2 separate regions of the Homo sapiens genome follow, and region 1 is linked to region 2. A link is an interaction called in ENCODE POLR2A ChIA-PET data of the cell type or tissue named here. Cell type or tissue: PC-9. All regions are shown on one strand.

Evidence for each region. Peaks named below come from ENCODE experiments on the same cell type or tissue, not always from the same donor. Only the 100,000 strongest peaks of a DNase experiment are listed, where the experiment ranks them.
Region 1: POLR2A ChIA-PET joins it to region 2 with 7 read pairs; 3 of 35 experiments call an interaction of 5 or more read pairs at or near these places.

What each region holds. Positions count from the first base shown.
Region 1 is chr20:44,263,034-44,271,033 of GRCh38, reverse strand. It overlaps GDAP1L1 (ganglioside induced differentiation associated protein 1 like 1), which reads right to left. Exons shown (of 6, transcript NM_024034.6): 4 at 7,707-7,804; 5 at 6,475-6,589. Among named protein-coding and RNA genes, the nearest start is that of GDAP1L1, 20 kb to the right of the region's middle. In PC-9, no CTCF peak of the experiment used is centred here; no DNase peak of the experiment used is centred here; H3K27me3 peaks cover 3,119 bases.
Region 2 is chr20:44,192,657-44,200,656 of GRCh38, reverse strand. It overlaps OSER1 (oxidative stress responsive serine rich 1), which reads left to right. Exons shown (of 4, transcript NM_016470.8): 4 at 2,918-4,718. The coding sequence ends at 3,605. Among named protein-coding and RNA genes, the nearest start is that of JPH2, 9.5 kb to the right of the region's middle. In PC-9, no CTCF peak of the experiment used is centred here; a DNase peak (open chromatin) is centred at 4,168; H3K27ac peaks cover 494 bases.

The DNA.
Region 1 (8,000 bases), 70 kb before region 2:
TGCCTCAGCCTCCCAACTAGCTGGAATTACAAGTGCACGTGACCTTGCCTGGTTCAGCTGCGACAGTTTTAAAGTACACCTACAAATCACTTGATATACTCCTCCCTTCAGCGGAGCCCAATTCTCCTCCCCTTGAATAGCAGCTGTATTTCATGACTTCTAATGAATGATGGGGCAGAGTGACTTCCAGCAGTAGATCATAAAAGACATTGTGGCTTCTGCGTCTTCTCTTTCTCTGGAATAACTTGCTCAGGGAAAGCCAGCAGCCATGCTGTAAAGAAACCCAAGCAGCCTATTGAGAGGCCCACATGGTAAGGAACTAAAGTCTCCTGCCGACAGCCAGCAGGGGATAGAGGCCTCTAGCTAAGAACCACATGAATAAGGCAGCTTGGAAGTGGATCCTCCGGCCCCAGTCAAGCCTTCAAATCATTGCAGCCCCAGCTGACAGCTTGAAGGCAACCTGCATCAAGCAACCCTGACTCAGAGCTGTCCAGCTCAGCTGCTCCAGAACTCCAGATCCACAGAAAATGTGTGACATAATAAATGATTTTAAAATTTAAGACAGGCCGGGCGCGGTGGCTCACGCCTGTAATCCCAGCACTTTGGGAGGCCGAGGCGGGTGGATCACGAGGTCAGGAGATCGAGACCATCCCGGCTAAAACGGTGAAACCCCGTCTCTACTAAAAATACAAAAAATTAGCCGGGCGTAGTGGCGGGCGCCTGTAGTCCCAGCTACTTGGGAGGCTGAGGCAGGAGAATGGCATGAACCCGGGAGGCGGAGCTTGCAGTGAGCCGAGATCCCGCCACTGCACTCCAGCCTGGGCGACAGAGCGAGACTCCGTCTCAAAAAAAAAAAAAAAAAAAAAAAATTTAAGACACTGAGGTTGACAGCAGTTTCTTATGCCACACAGATAACTAATACAGCAGGTCCTGATTCCTCTTTTTGTCTCTCTCTGCTCTCTTCCTCGATGAAAACATCCAATTCTATAGCTTTAAACACCATGTATTGGCTGAGAACTCCTGAATCTCCAAATTCTGACCTCTCCTTTGAGAGTCAGTCTGGAATATCTAATGGCTTCTGTGACATTCTCTCTTGGGTGTCACAAACTCACTGTCTCCCAAACGCCCAGCCTGGAGTGCAGTGGCACAATCTTGGCTCACTGCAACCTCCGCCTCCCAGGTTCAAGCCATTCGCCTGCCTCAGCCTTCCAAATAGCTGGGATTACAGGCACGTGCCACCACACCCGGCTAATTCTTTGTATTTTTAGTAGAGACAGGGTTTCACTGTGTTAGCCAGGATGGTCTTGATCTCCTGACCTCGTGATTCACCTGTCTTGGCCTCCCAAAGTGCTGGGATTACAGGTGTGAGCCACTGTGCCCAGCCCAGGAATTACTTTTGATTCTCTTTACCTCACTCCCAACCCTCATGTAAATTCCTGCTCATTTTATCTTCAAAATACCTCTCAAGCCCATTCACACCTCACCATATCCACTGCAACCATCTCAGTCCACGCCAACATCATCTCTCACCTGAGCTGCTGCACCGGCCTCCCCTCTGTCTCCCTTGAAATCCATTTTCACGCAGCAGTTGGAATTCTCTCAAATATAAAACCGGAACAACTCAGCCCCATGGAGACTGCAAACAGGGCCATGAGTTCCTCCCATTCCTGTACACATGCCACTTTGCAATGTGTGCATCTTGATGGCTTTGCTGCTCCTGCCATCTAAGACTCATAGTTTTTTTTTTCTAAGACTGCAAACTCCGTGAGAGCAAGAATGACATCTGGATTTTGCTCATTAATTTATCCCTAGGACCTAGCATCTAGGAGATGTTCAATAAATATTTGAAAAAATGAATGAAAAAGAATGGTGATAATAATAATTTTTAGAACATTTCATCTTGAGCTGGGCACTGTGCAAAGTAATCAACATTTACTGTCTTAAATTTGCTGGCCGCAAATGCAGGAATGAGGTCAGCCGCTCCCCATGTGTGAGAGGCAAGCCGTCCCAGCTGAGCCCAGCCCATACTGCCAAGCCACATATCATGAACAAATAAAAGGCCCTTCTTTTATGTCACTCAGATTTGCAATGGTTTGTTATACAGCAGAAACTAACTGATACAATACCCTCCTCAAAGCCCTCCAGGGACTTCCCATTGTACTTAGTATAAAATCCAAACTTGTAAATGTAGGCTCTGAGGCCCGTGATCTCACCTCACCCGCTCCAGCTCTCCCCTCATTCCCACCACTTTCCCGAGGACTCCCCACACAGCAGACCATTCCTGAAGAGTTCCCAGTTCTCTCCCACTCCATGGCATCCCTCAGTCTGGGTCATATCTGCCCTGATTCTTCTCCAGGCTCCTTCTCATCCTTCAGGTCTCACTTTGAATATCACCTTCTCAGGGAAACTTTATCCACTTTATCCTGCTCATTTACTCTCAATCTTAACACTTATCGCTGTGTGCAATTCTGTGTTTACTTATGGGATTATTTGACTAATGTCTTTTTCCTCTGTAAGACTGCAAACTCCATGAAACCAAGAATGAGGTCTGAGTTTTACTCATTAGTTTATCCCTAGGACCTACCATCTAGTAGGTGTTCAATAAATATTTGAATACATGAATGAAAGAGAATGGTAATAATGATTATTTTTAGAACATTTTACCTTGAGCCAGGCACTGTGCAAAATACTCAACATTTACTATCTTAACAAATCTTCCACCAGCAACCCTGCTATGAGTTTGATTCTATTACTATCAACATTTTGCAGATGAGCTCAGAGAGATGAAGTGAGTTCCACAAGGTCACAGAGCTAGGAGGTGGTTGATCAGGAATCTGCATCAAAGCCATCTGGCTCTATGCAAGGGGTCTCAACTGTGACATTAAAATCCCTTCCAACACTGGGCTCTGCCCACGAGGGAAGAAATGGAAGGCATAAAAGTGTTTAACCCAGTCAGGTTCAGGGAACCTGGATGAGCAACCGAGGCCATGTGGGCCCAGCCAGTCAGACCTTTAAAATCCATAACCACTTCCCTGGGGCTTCTGCTACCTCCCCCAGCCCCAGAGGGATGCAAGGACTGTCGACACCTCTCCATCTTGAGCAACCCCACTTATCTCACCATGGGACAGTGCAATGCTGTCTCCTCTCAGAAGACCTCAGGACAGCGGTCAGCAGTAGGGTCCCAGCCTAGGAATCCCACAAGGAATGCATGTCTGAGGCTATTCTCCAGAACCATCCACCCTAGCCTCCATCCAGTTCAGACCCTGGGTCTCTCTGGATCACAATGTATATGAACACTTCTGTACTGTGTGCCGGGCACTGTGCTAAGCCCCTTACATGCATTTGCTCATTGATCCTCGCAGCAGCCCTGGGACGTAGGCACTCATGTTATCACCCCCTGCCTTTTTTTTTTTTTTTCTCTTTGAGACAGAGTCTTGCTCTGGTGCCTAGGCTGGAGTGCAGTGGTACAATCTCAGCTCACTGCAACCTCTGCCTCCTGGGTTCAAGTGATTCTCCTGCCTCAGCCTCCCACATAACTGGGATTACAGGTGCCCACCACCATGCCCAGCTAATTTTTTGTATTTTTAGTAGAGATAGGGTTTCACCATGTTGGCCAGGCTGGTCTCGAACTCCTGACCTCAAGTGATCCACCTGCCTCAGCCTCCCAAAGTGTTGGGGTTACAGGCGTGAGCCACTGTGCCCAACCTATCACCCTTTTATAGAACAGGAAAGAGCCCAGAGCCAGTGCTTCCTCCTCTGTTAAACAGGATCCTCATCTGTTAAACAGGATCGCTGATATTACCCACCTCCTGGGGTTGTTATGGGGATTAAGTGAGTTGAAATCTGTGAAACACCTAGAACAGGGCCTGACACACAGTAAGCTCTATTAAATATATAGATTTTTCTGGGCTGGACTGTGACCCTCACAAACTTCACATGTTGAAGCCTTAAGCTCTAGAGCAAGCTTGTCCAACCTGCAGCCCGCGGGCCACATGCAGCCCAGGATGGCTTTGAATGTGGCCCAAAACTAATTCATAAACTTCCTTAAAACATTCTGAGAATTTTTTGCGATGTTTTTTAAGCTCATCAGTTATCGTCAGTGTTAGCATATTTTATGTGTGGCCCAGGACAGTTACTCTTCTTCCAATGTGGCCCAAGGAAGCCAAAAGATTGGACACTCCTAAAATCTCAGAATGTGACTGTATTTGGAAACAGGGCTTTTAAAGAGATAATTACCTTAAAATGAAGAGCTTAAGGTGGGTCCTCATTCAATCAGACTAAAGTATTTATAGGAGGAAATTTGGACTCAAAGACACCAGGCATGTGCAGCACAGGGGAAGGGCCATGTAAGGACACGGCAAGAAGGCAGCCACTTACAAGCCAAGGAGAGAGGCCTCGAGAGAAACTCACCCCACAGGCACCTTGATCTGAGATGTCTAGCCTCCAGCTCTGTGTGACAATAGGTTTCTGCTGTTTAAGCCCCTCAGTCTGTAGTATTTTGTTATGGAAGTCCTAAGAAACTAATGCATAAGTGAATAACATATACTTGATGTCCAAGGTCACCCACCGAGAGCATGGCAGAGCTGGGACTCTGTCCCCCAAAGGCCCATCTCTGAACTACCAAGCCTTTTGGCCCCTCAGAGCCATTAACTCTGCAACAGCTCCCCTTAGCTACCGTTAGGATAGAAACAGGAAAGTTCCTTTTTTTTTTTTGGTTGGGGGGCAGGGGATGGAGTCTCTCTCTGTCCCCCAGGCTGGAGTGCAGTGGCGCAATCTGAGTTCACTGCAACCTCTGCCTCCCAGGTTCAAGTGATTCTCCTGCCTCAGCCTCTCGAGTAGCTGGGATTACAGGAACCCAGCACCCCGCCCAGCTAGTTTTTGTATTTTTAGTAGAGACAGGGTTTTGCCATGTTGTTAGGCTGGTCTCGAACTCCTGACCTCAGGTGATCCACCCGCCTCGGCCTCCCAAAGTGCTGGGATTACAGGCGTGAGCCATTGTGCCCAGCCAAAAGTTCCCCTTTGAGGTGCGTTATTTTTTTTACTCACTTAGTCATACCAGGCTTTGTTTCCAGAAATGATTTAAGGCAGCTGGCTTCAGTATGCATGATGATGTCTCTGTTCGGGACATAAGGTCTTGTGCTTGTGGCATCAGTTGTGAGATGCTGGAAACAACACTGGACCCATCGAGAGGGAACAAGTTCTGGCCCTAACCATGACATCTATGAGCTGCCTGACCTTGAGCAACTCACTTCATCTCTCTGAGCCTCAGTTTTCTCATCTGGAGAATGTGTGTCCCTTTAGCTGCCATATGTATTAAACTAGTAATGGGACAGGCAGTGTGCTGAGTATATTGAATTTTCACAAGAGTCCAGCAAGACAAGGTTAAGTTGTATTATTACCATCCCATCTTATAGATGAGGAAACTGAGGCTTCAATAGGGAAAGCAACTTGTCCAAGGTTACATATTTGAGGCAGCAAAGCTGGAACTCTATTTCAAGTTTTTCTTACTCTAACCCCATCTGTTTAGACCCTGGGCTCTACGGCCTTCCCATACACATAGCCATGCATGTGCAGGAGGCTGTTGCAAATGCACCATAAATTTGCATTGTTCAGGAGACAAGACTCATCACAGGTCTTAAACGGAGCAAGATGGGAAGCTCAGAATGAGATTTGAAGAAGGGCTGTGGCAAAGATGGTGTGCAACAGGCAAAATGGAGTGGAGTGGTGTAGGAAGGGTGCTCCAGGAGGGAGGGGCTGTGGGAGCAAAAGCATGGAGGTAGAATGAAGCTGGCATGTCCAAGTTTAGAGGCCCAGCTGGGAGCAGGAAGAGTCAAGGTCAACGAGAGTCTGGGTGAGCTTGGATGTCTGGCTGGAGCACGAAGGAGCTATAATGCATTCTTGGGCAGGGCAAGTGGGATGGTGTGGTGGGTAGTGGCCATCAAGTTGTGTAAGGGAGGTGATGGGGGAGCAACCGAGTATTCAGTATGCATGATGATGTCTCTGTTCGGGACATAAGGTCTTGTGCTTGTGGTATCAGTTGTGACATGCTGGAAACAACACTGGACCCATCGAGAGGGAACAAGTTCTGGCCCTAACCATGACATCTATGAGCTGCCTCTTAACATCATCTTCACCTACCTTTATTAAACACCTACTGTGTGCTAAGCCCTGATCTAAGCACTCTACGTGTATTATTTCACACAATGTCTCAACAGCTCTTTGAGGCAGGTCCTACTATTATCCCCATTTTATAGATGGGAAACTGAATTTCAGAGAGGGGAGAACCTGACCACATTTACTAAGCTAGGAAGTGGCCAAGTTATGACTTGAACCTTAGTCTGACTCCATAGCCCATCCTCTTAACCACCTGGGAGGTCCTCTGAGACTTTTGCGGAAAAAAGAGGCTGAGACTGGGCAGGGGAAGAGTAGGCTGGGTGGGCTGCAGCCCCCACCTCCCCCAGGGCTGGCACCCACCCTCGTTCTCCAGCTTCCTCTTCTCCAGCTCCGCCTCAATCTGGTCCAGCACCATGGCCAGTTCCCCGAGGATCTTCTTCAGGTAGCTCACATCATCATGCTCCAAGATCTTGGCCTGGGGGCAGGACAGGGCCAAGAGAAGCTGAGTTGGCCTCAATAGAGCCAGGATGTTCAGGGATGGAAGGAGCTTTGCTGAACTTCTTCTGCAAACCCAGCCTCCAAATGCCCCCCAAGTGTATAGGATGCCCCCCCGTTATGAAGCACCCTCATCTGGTGCCTACAACAGTCCTGTGAGCTTGGCTGTCCTGCCTAGATCCCTAGTACATTCTTACACCCAGATGCTGGGAGGGCTGGCTGCTAGTGGCTCACAGCTGCCCCTTCTCTCAGCCAATAAGGAGCTGCATTGCCCACAAATACCTGGGAGGTTACCGGCCCGCACCCCTCCCTCCAACAATCTGTAGCCAATGTCCCACTGATATGAGGGGATAAAAGGCTGGCCCCTTACTTCAAGGTTGATCACCTTTGTGGTGCCATTTGTGCTCCAGAGCTTCCTGTGGAATCAATTGAGGCTTAGCAGCTTCCTCTTCCTTATCCCTCCCATCCCTCTGGGGTCCCCCTCAGAGCAATCCTTCAATACCTCCTTTCCCAAGAACCCCTGTTCAGTGCTCTGCATTTATTTTTATTTATTTATATATTTATTATAATTATTATTATTTGAGACAGAGTCTCACTCTGTTGCCCAGGCTAGAGTGTAGTGGCCCGATCTCAGCTCACTGCAACCTCCGCCTCCCAGGTTCAGGCAATTTCCTTGCCTCAGCCTCCCGAGTAACTGGGACTACAGGCATCCGCCATGATGCCCGGCTAATTTTTGTATTTTTAGTAGAGATGGGGTTTCACCATGTTGGCCAGGCTGGTCTCAAACTCCTGACCTCAAGTGATCCACTTGCCTTGGCCTCCCAAAGTGCTGGGATTACAGGAGTGAGCCACCATGCCTGGCCAATGCTCTGCTTTTAAAGACACAACCTAACACATGAGGAAACTGAGGCCCGAGGGCAGCAGTGGCTTACCCCAGGTCTAACAGCTAGTAAATGGCAGGGGACAGGATTGGAAAAGCAAGCCAGGGGCTTTTCCATTTCATATCATCAGCTGATCTTCTACTTAGTTTCTCCTATTGTTCATTTCCGTGGAAGAGCTCGTAGGGAAGGGGACTCAGCAGGCCGGGAGGTACTCACCATGAGCTTCTTTTGTTTAGAAAGGTAGGGCTCGGAGAGCTGGGGCTCCTCTTCATGGTCCAGTTTCATGAGGTCCGTGGTGGCATTGGCTAAATGTCCTGGGGAGATAATAGGAAAGGTCCCATCCCTCTGATACCTTGGTTGCTCCCCCATCACCTGCCTTACACAACTTGAAGTAGGCCCCATCCAAACACTGGTCAGAAGAGTAATACTGTCGACAGCCAACACTTAGGGAGCACTGCAGGCTGTGCCGTAGTGATGGATGAGATGCCATCCTGCCCTGAGCTCAGGCTG
Region 2 (8,000 bases):
ACTTGTCCTCTGTTCTCTGTATTCGTTTCTTCAGAAATTCCAGACTTACTCTGTCATCTCTCTTAACTTTTACATTTTTTCCAAATCCTTGTCTCTGTACTGCCTTTTAGGTCAGAGGTTGACAAACTTTTTTTGTAAAGCACCGTATGGTAAATTTTTTAGCCGTTGGAGGCCAAGAAGCAAAAATTCAAGGATATTAATAAGTGCTTAAATAAGAGAGAAAACTCCTACTCTACCCTGTTTGCCTGGGGTTGGCCGTCCTGGCTGGTGGACACATTCTGTCTTCAGTTGCTGAGACAGTCGCAGGATAGAGTGACTAGCCTGAAAGGAGAACCTTGTGGAATGGGTGGGTAGCAGGTAGTGCCAGGGTCAGTTCTACTTTCTGTCCCAGTGAGGCTCAGATCTCAGCATGCTCTTTTCTCCTCCAGAGATCCCAGCATTGGTTGGAGTCTTGAACTGAGATTCTGCCTCTCAATGATCAGCAGTTGCCAACAGTAGAGACCCAACATGTAGATGTTAGCTAGTGCGGGCGCTGGACAGTGGTGCAGCTTGTCTACTGGCCAGGAAGGCGGGCAGGGAGAATAGGGACAGGGGAGGATCCCCTAGCCTGGTCTGTGGCTCACAGTGCTAGCCCACTGGAGCAGTGTCCACAAGCTGTACAAAAACAGGCAGGGAGCCAGATCTGACCCACAGGCTGTAATTTGCTGGCCCCTGTTACAAATAATTCAGATTTATTTTCCCGTCAGTCATTCTTTCTTTAGCTGTGTGTACAAGTCCCCTCTTATCCATAGGGGATATGTTCCAAGAACCCCAGTGGACGCCTGAAACTGCAGACAATATCAAACCCATTTGCCATCAGTCAGAGCACGTTTTTGTTCATGTCTTCCACCCACACATTTAATGCCTTTTCCATCTTAACTAAGGACTTACATGCACTGTGGCTGTAACTTTCACATTTGAAGTGCAACAGCAAGTCTATCACAAATTTGTTTTTCCTTCTTCACAATTTTTCACATAGGAGATTCGTTCTTACCGTAGATCTTAGCAACCTCAGTATACGATTTATTTTTTTCCTTTCCTTATTAAGTCAAGAACTTTCACCTTTTTACTTAAAGAAAGCTGTCTTAGTTCATTTTCTGTTGCTGTAACTGAATACCTGAGACTGGGTAATTTTTAAAGAGACTTATTTCTTACATTTCGGGAGGCTGGGAAGTGTAAGAGCATGGCACCAGCATCTAGTGAGTGTATCATTGCTGCATCATAACATGGGGAAGGATATCACGTGGCAAGGGGGCTCGTGAGAAGTAGCCAAACCGGCTTTTATAACAGAGCCGTTCTTGTGATAACTATCCCTGTCCCTCAATAACCCTTTAATTCATTAATCTGTGGATGGATTAATCCATTCTTGAAGGCAGAGTCCTTTTGTGACCCAATCACCCCCAAAGGTCTCAGCACTGATGCATTCGGGACCAAGTTGACAACACATGAACTTTTGGGTGACACATTCTAACCACAGCAGAAGCACTTCGTGGCTTTTCTTGGTATACCCAAACTGCTAGCATCACTACTGTTATACTGTGGGGCCATTGTTAAGTAAAATAAGAGTTACTTGAACACAAGCACTGCAGTACCATGGTAGTTGATCTAATAACCAAGATGGCTACTAAATGACTAATGGGTAGGTAGCATATACAGTGTGGATACCCTGGACGAAGGGATGATTCACATCCCAGGTGGGACGGAGCAGGATGGTGCAAGATTTTGTCATGCCACTCACAGTGGGGCGCAATGTAAAACTTATGAATTGTTTATTTCTGGAATTTTTTATTTAATATTTTCAGACCATGGTTGACTGCAGGTAACTGAAACTGTAGAAAGCGAAACCATGGATAAGATGGGATTACTGTGTTCTGTTTAGCTTTTTAGTGTCTTGTTTGGTTCTTGTCTCTAATTCACTTAGCAGTTTTGAGTATCTTTTCTTTTCATTCAGTTCTTTATTTAATTTTATTTTATTTTATTTATTTATTTATTTATTTTTGAGACGGAGTCTCGCTCTGTTGCCCAGGCTGGAGTACAGTGGCGTGATCTCAGCTCACTGCAAGCTCTGCCTCCCAGATTCACGCCATTCTCCTGCCTCAGCCTCCCAAGTATCTGGGACTACAGGCGCCCACCACCACGCCCGGCTAATTTTTTGTATTTTTAGTAGAGACGGGGTTTCACCGCTTTAGCCAGGATGGTCTCAATCTCCTGACCTCGTGATCCACCTGCCTCGGCCTCCCAAAGTGCTGGGATTACAGGCGTGAGCCACCGCGCCTGGCTATTTAAATATTTTATAAATAGTTATCTTACATAGTGTGTCCAGTAATTCCCAGTATCTGAAAACCTCAGGGGTTGTAAATATTGTTAGTTTTTTGGTTTTGATTGATTGGCTGTTACCAATGATAGAAATGAATCAGAAATCTATTTAATAGTAATGGCATAATGGTCATTTGTAACGTTAGCCTCACAGTGGTTCTGAAGCTGCTATATTCAGGTTTAGGGCACAATATTTAGGCTTCACAGGATCGGTTTCAGTTGTATGTTTGAGGTGCTTCCCTCAGACCCACTGGTCAAAGGCTCCCAAGCTTAGAGTTGGAACAGGGCAGGTGTTCTGTCCCAAATGTTTGGCCCAGGTGATTCAGTTAAAAAATACCATTATCTCACCTCGTTCTATAGCTTGCTAATAAGATGATGTTGAAGTTGTTGAGACACAAAGACTTAGGCAGCATGAAAATGGAGGAAGGTGCATCTCTTGCAGGAAATTTATGAGCTTAGACTCATAAAGCTGAGGGAAGGTAAATTTCCTACTGTCATAAAGAATCTGTTTAGGACAGCTCCATATCCCAACATCTTCTTGTATATTTTTTTTCCTCTTTAGGTCTACAAGGAAGTCTTCACGAGGAGCAGTGAGAACTCAGCGTCGTCGACGTTCTAAGTCTCCTGTCCTTCATCCTCCAAAGTTTATACATTGCAGTACAATAGCGTCTTCTTCCAGCAGTCAACTCAAGCACAAAAGCCAGACTGACTCACCTGATGGCAGCAGTGGGCTGGGAATTTCATCCCCTAAAGAGTTCAGTGCAGGAGAAAGCTCTACTTCTCTCGATGCTAATCACACAGGGGCAGTCGTTGAGCCTTTGAGAACTTCTGTTCCAAGGCTCCCATCAGAGAGTAAGAAGGAAGACTCCTCTGACGCTACCCAAGTCCCCCAAGCAAGTCTCAAAGCCAGTGATCTCTCTGACTTTCAATCAGTTTCCAAGCTAAACCAGGGCAAGCCATGCACATGCATAGGCAAGGAATGCCAGTGTAAGAGATGGCATGATATGGAAGTGTATTCCTTTTCAGGCCTGCAGAGTGTCCCTCCCTTGGCTCCAGAACGAAGATCCACACTTGAGGACTACTCTCAGTCGCTGCACGCCAGAACTCTGTCTGGCTCTCCCCGATCCTGTTCTGAGCAAGCTCGAGTCTTCGTGGATGATGTGACCATTGAGGACCTGTCAGGCTACATGGAGTATTACTTGTATATTCCCAAGAAAATGTCCCACATGGCAGAAATGATGTACACCTGATAGCAAGAAGCTAATTCATATGCTTTAAACCAATGAAGGCTTGTCAAAGAGATTTAGTTAATGGCAGACCTTGTGGCCACTTTGTGTGAGAAGACATCTCTTTCTGCTCACTGTGCTTGCAATAAAAACTTTTCTTGGCATCTCAGTTAATCTTCATTCTTTCAACTTACTCTCTTGAGTTCTTACATACACTTCAAGGCGAGCAGATCAAAGAAAAATCCCCCTTATTTAGAAATGTTCCTGGGGGATGAAGAAACCATAATTACTTGAGACTGGCAGCAGTGGGTATATGGTAAAAGCCTTTGTAAAACAGTGCATTTTTCAGATTTGTTTAAGGTTTGCTAGCCAAGGAAAGTAAAATGTGATTTTGTAACTGCACTAAACATTTGTCATGCTGTAGTTGCCAGCCCAGAATATTAGAAGTTACAAGACTGATTTAAACCGTCTCTGATTTAATGCAAGATATATTGTGTCTATAAAGGTTTCTCTTGTTATTGTTAAGCCAGAGATCTAAGGTTTAGATTCAATTTGAATAAACTAGCTGGCCTGCCCTCTATTGTTTGAGAGAGTTATTAACCATCACTAAATAAGCCCCTGCTGGTGCTATTCATCCTAAGACATGTTACATGCAGTTTCAAGTAAGCAGCTTGGAATGGGCTGCTTCAGTTGGAGGGAGGGGGTGTAATATTTGAAACGAGTGTGTGTCTTCACCATCTCCAGCATTTTAAATATATGGCGGTTTTTTTTTTTTTTTTTTGTTATCAGTTGTAATACAGGTCTCATACCTCAGTTTCAGATGTTATAGATGGTTACCTCTTTGAGCTGCCCTGTCACCCCAGCAACCCTAAAAGAGAATTTTGTACATTCTGTATCCCACAGATTTGGTCAGCCATTTCAAAATTCCCTCCAGTTTGGTAAAAAAAAAATCTGTCTTCGGTTTCAGCTGGATGATGAATCCTTGTTTTTCAGGTGGCTCCAAAAAGAATGTTGCATGTGTTCAGACCATCCTGAGCAGAGCCACCAAATTTAGTGACAGTGTCTAGCCATGTTAGCAATAATGTTAACAGAAGCTTTTGTTTAAATTACAAAATACATTTATACTATTTACTAAAACTGCGCTGGCTGTGGTTGATTCATGATAATGGGATGTGGGCTTCAACAAATAGGTGATTTGTACTTGGGGGAGAGGGGAAGGGTGTTTACTAGAAAAACCCTAAGCTTAAGTAGTAGTGGGAGTCCTCTGCTGGTCATTGGTTTGGTGTGGATTTAGTGACATCTGAAGGCTGTGGTTAAAGCAAGGGAGCAAAATACCTTATCACAGTTCTAGAAGCTGTGACAGATATTTCCTGATAATGGTGACAGAAGGTACACTATTTAGTATATCTAAGGCAGAAATTCTCAAACTTTTTGTAAGCACTTCCTTTACACTGACAAATTCAGGACCCAAAAGGTTTTGTTATAATCTCCAAAAGGATATAAATATTTACCATGTTAGAAATTAAAACTAAGATTTTTTTAAATATTTAAAAACTCATTACAAGCTAACAAAATTTTTGAATGAAAAATAGCTTTTCCAAAACAAAAAATAGAAGAGTGGCATTGTTCTACCTTTTTGCAAATCTTTTTTAATGTTTGGCTTAATTAGAAGACAGATTCTCATATGTTTCTGCATTCAGTCTCTGGGATATCGCATATTGTGTGGTCTCTGGCAAACTTTTGTACACTTGGGAGAATGAATGTGAAAAAGGCAACTACAGGTTGAATATTCCTTATATGAAATGCTTGGGACCAGAAGTGTTTCGGATCTCAGATTTTTTTTAGATTTTGAAAGATTTGCATTACATGCTTATCAGTTCAGCTTCCATAATCCTAAAAGCCAAACTGCTCCAATGAGCATGTCCTTTGCTCCTCATGTCAGTGCTCAAAAAGTTCTGGATTTTGAAGCATTTCAGATTAGGGACCCTCAACCTGTAATGTTTTAGTACCATGTAAATAATTTTGACCTCAGATTTCCTAAAAGGGCCTCAGGGATTCCAGGACCAAAATTTAAGCTTCTGGTTGTAAAGGTACCACCCCGCTTTCACCTCCACAACTAATGTTTTGGCTCACCTTTAAAAAAATTAAAACTGGGCCGGGCACGGTGGCTCACGCCTTTAATCCCAGCACTTTGGGAGGCCGAGGCGGGCGGAACACAAGGTCAGGAGATCGAGACCATCCTGGCTAACGCGGTGAAACCCCGTCTCTACTAAAAATACAAAAAATTAGCCGGGCGTGGTGGCTGGCGCCTGTAGTCCCAGCTGCTCAGAGGCTGAGGCAGGAGAATGGTGTGAACCCAGGAGGCGGAGCTTGCAGTGAGCCAAGATTGCGCCACTGCACTCCAGCCTGGGCAACAGAGCGAGACTCCGTCTCAAAAATAAAATAAAAGCTGTAGAGGAGTGGAGCTATTGTAATTAAGTAGTGAGCTATTCAAGTTCATGTTAAGTGGGCTTAACATGGGCTTAACATGTTCTTTGAATTAAGGCGAGTTCTTAAGCCTTTAAATCCCTTTTAGTTTGTTTTTCAAGCCAGCGCTCTGGTTATTTACTTAGTGCTGTATATTAGTGCAGCAGTCACCAGAGAATGATGATACGTATTCTTTTCATATGAAGGTGTTAGGAGGGTGTAAGTATTGAAAAGCACAAAGTTCCAATGACCTAGTAACTCAAAATCCAACTTGCATGAAAGTTTAGGCATTCCAGATTTGTGGGAATAAGTTGTAAGTTATCTACATCTCAGCAAAATCTTCCTCAAAACATGAATCTTGAAGTTAAAAATTACTCTGCTCAGACCTAATTGGCCCAACTTTAACATTAGGGTCCCTCATTGGGATATTTGACGTTCTTTTGTGAATGTGATGTACCAAACTAATCTCCTTTCTCTGATACATCTAGGAAAATGGATTTGGTTTGTGGATTGAGGGATTAAGTCTCACTCTGATGTTCCAAAAAAGTAACATCCTGATTTCCACATGCCTTTATTTAACAAGTTTTCATTGAACGTTCATTCATTCATTCATTCATTCATTCATTCAATAAATATCAAGTGCTTACAACACACCAGGGACACTGTACTAGATTCTGGGAATGGAACAGTAAGCAGAACAATATCCTTGTCCTCAGTAGAGAGAGGTGATGAACATGTAAGTTGTATGGAGAGAAAAAGAATTAGGAGATAGGAAGGGGTGGGCCAGGGATAGGGTTGCTATTTGGGGTGGGCAGAGAAGATGCTGTGATAAGGTGACATTTGAGCAGAGACCTGAAGGAAGTAAGAGAGTGAGCCATGGGGGCATCTGAGGGAGGGGCATTCTTGGCAGAAGGAACCACAGGGATGTCAATGCAACTTGAGCAGGTGGGGTCAGAGAGAGATGAGTAGGGCCAGATCATGGAGGGCCTGGTAGGCTATTTTAAAGGTGTTGGCTCTTTGGCTCTTACTGTGAGAGATAGGGAGTCATTTGGGGAAGCAGAGGAGAGAGACATGACCAGACTTAACTTTTTTTTTTTTTTGAGACAGAGTCTTGCTCTGTCACCCAGGCTGGAGTGCAGTGGCACGATCTCAGCTCAGTGCAACCTCCACCTCCCGGGTTCAAGCAATTTTTGTGTCTCAGCCTCCCAGGTAGCTGGGATCACAGGTGTGCACCACCATGTCTGGCTAATTTTTTTGTATGTTTAGTAGGGACAGAGTTTTGCCACTTTGGCCAGTCTGGTCTCAAACTCCTGACCTCAGGCAGTCTGCCCACCTTGCCCTCCAAAAGTGCTGGGATTACAGGCATGAGCCACCATGCCCAGCCGAGACTTAACCTTTTGAAAGAGCACTGGCTACTATGTGCAGACTAAGGGAAGGCAAGGAGGACAGTTAGGAAGCTACTTCAGTGAGTCAGGCAATGGGTTTGGTGGCTTGGGCACTTGGCAGTGCAGGAGATAATATGTGTTCTGGAAGGTTTTTTTTGTTTTTGTTTTTGTTTTTGTTTTTTTTTTTAGACAGAGTCTCGCTCTGTTGCTCAGGCTGGAGTGCAGTGGCGCGATCTCAGCTCATTGCAGTCTCCACCTCCCTGTTCAAGCAATTCTCCTGCCTCAGCCTCCTGAGTAACTGGGACTACAGGTGCATGCCACCATGCCTGGCTAATTTTTGTATTTTTAGTAGAGATGGGGTTTCGCCATGTTGGCCAGGCTGGTCTCGAACTCCCGACCTCATGATCCACCTGCCTCTGCCTCCCAGAGTGTTGGGATTACAGGTGTGAGCCACCGTGCCCAGCCTGTTCTGGAATTATTTTAATCTAAATCCCTTCAGGGATTTGCCGATGGACTGGATTTAAGGTGTGAGAGAAAGACAGGAATTAAGGTTGACTCCAAAGGTTTT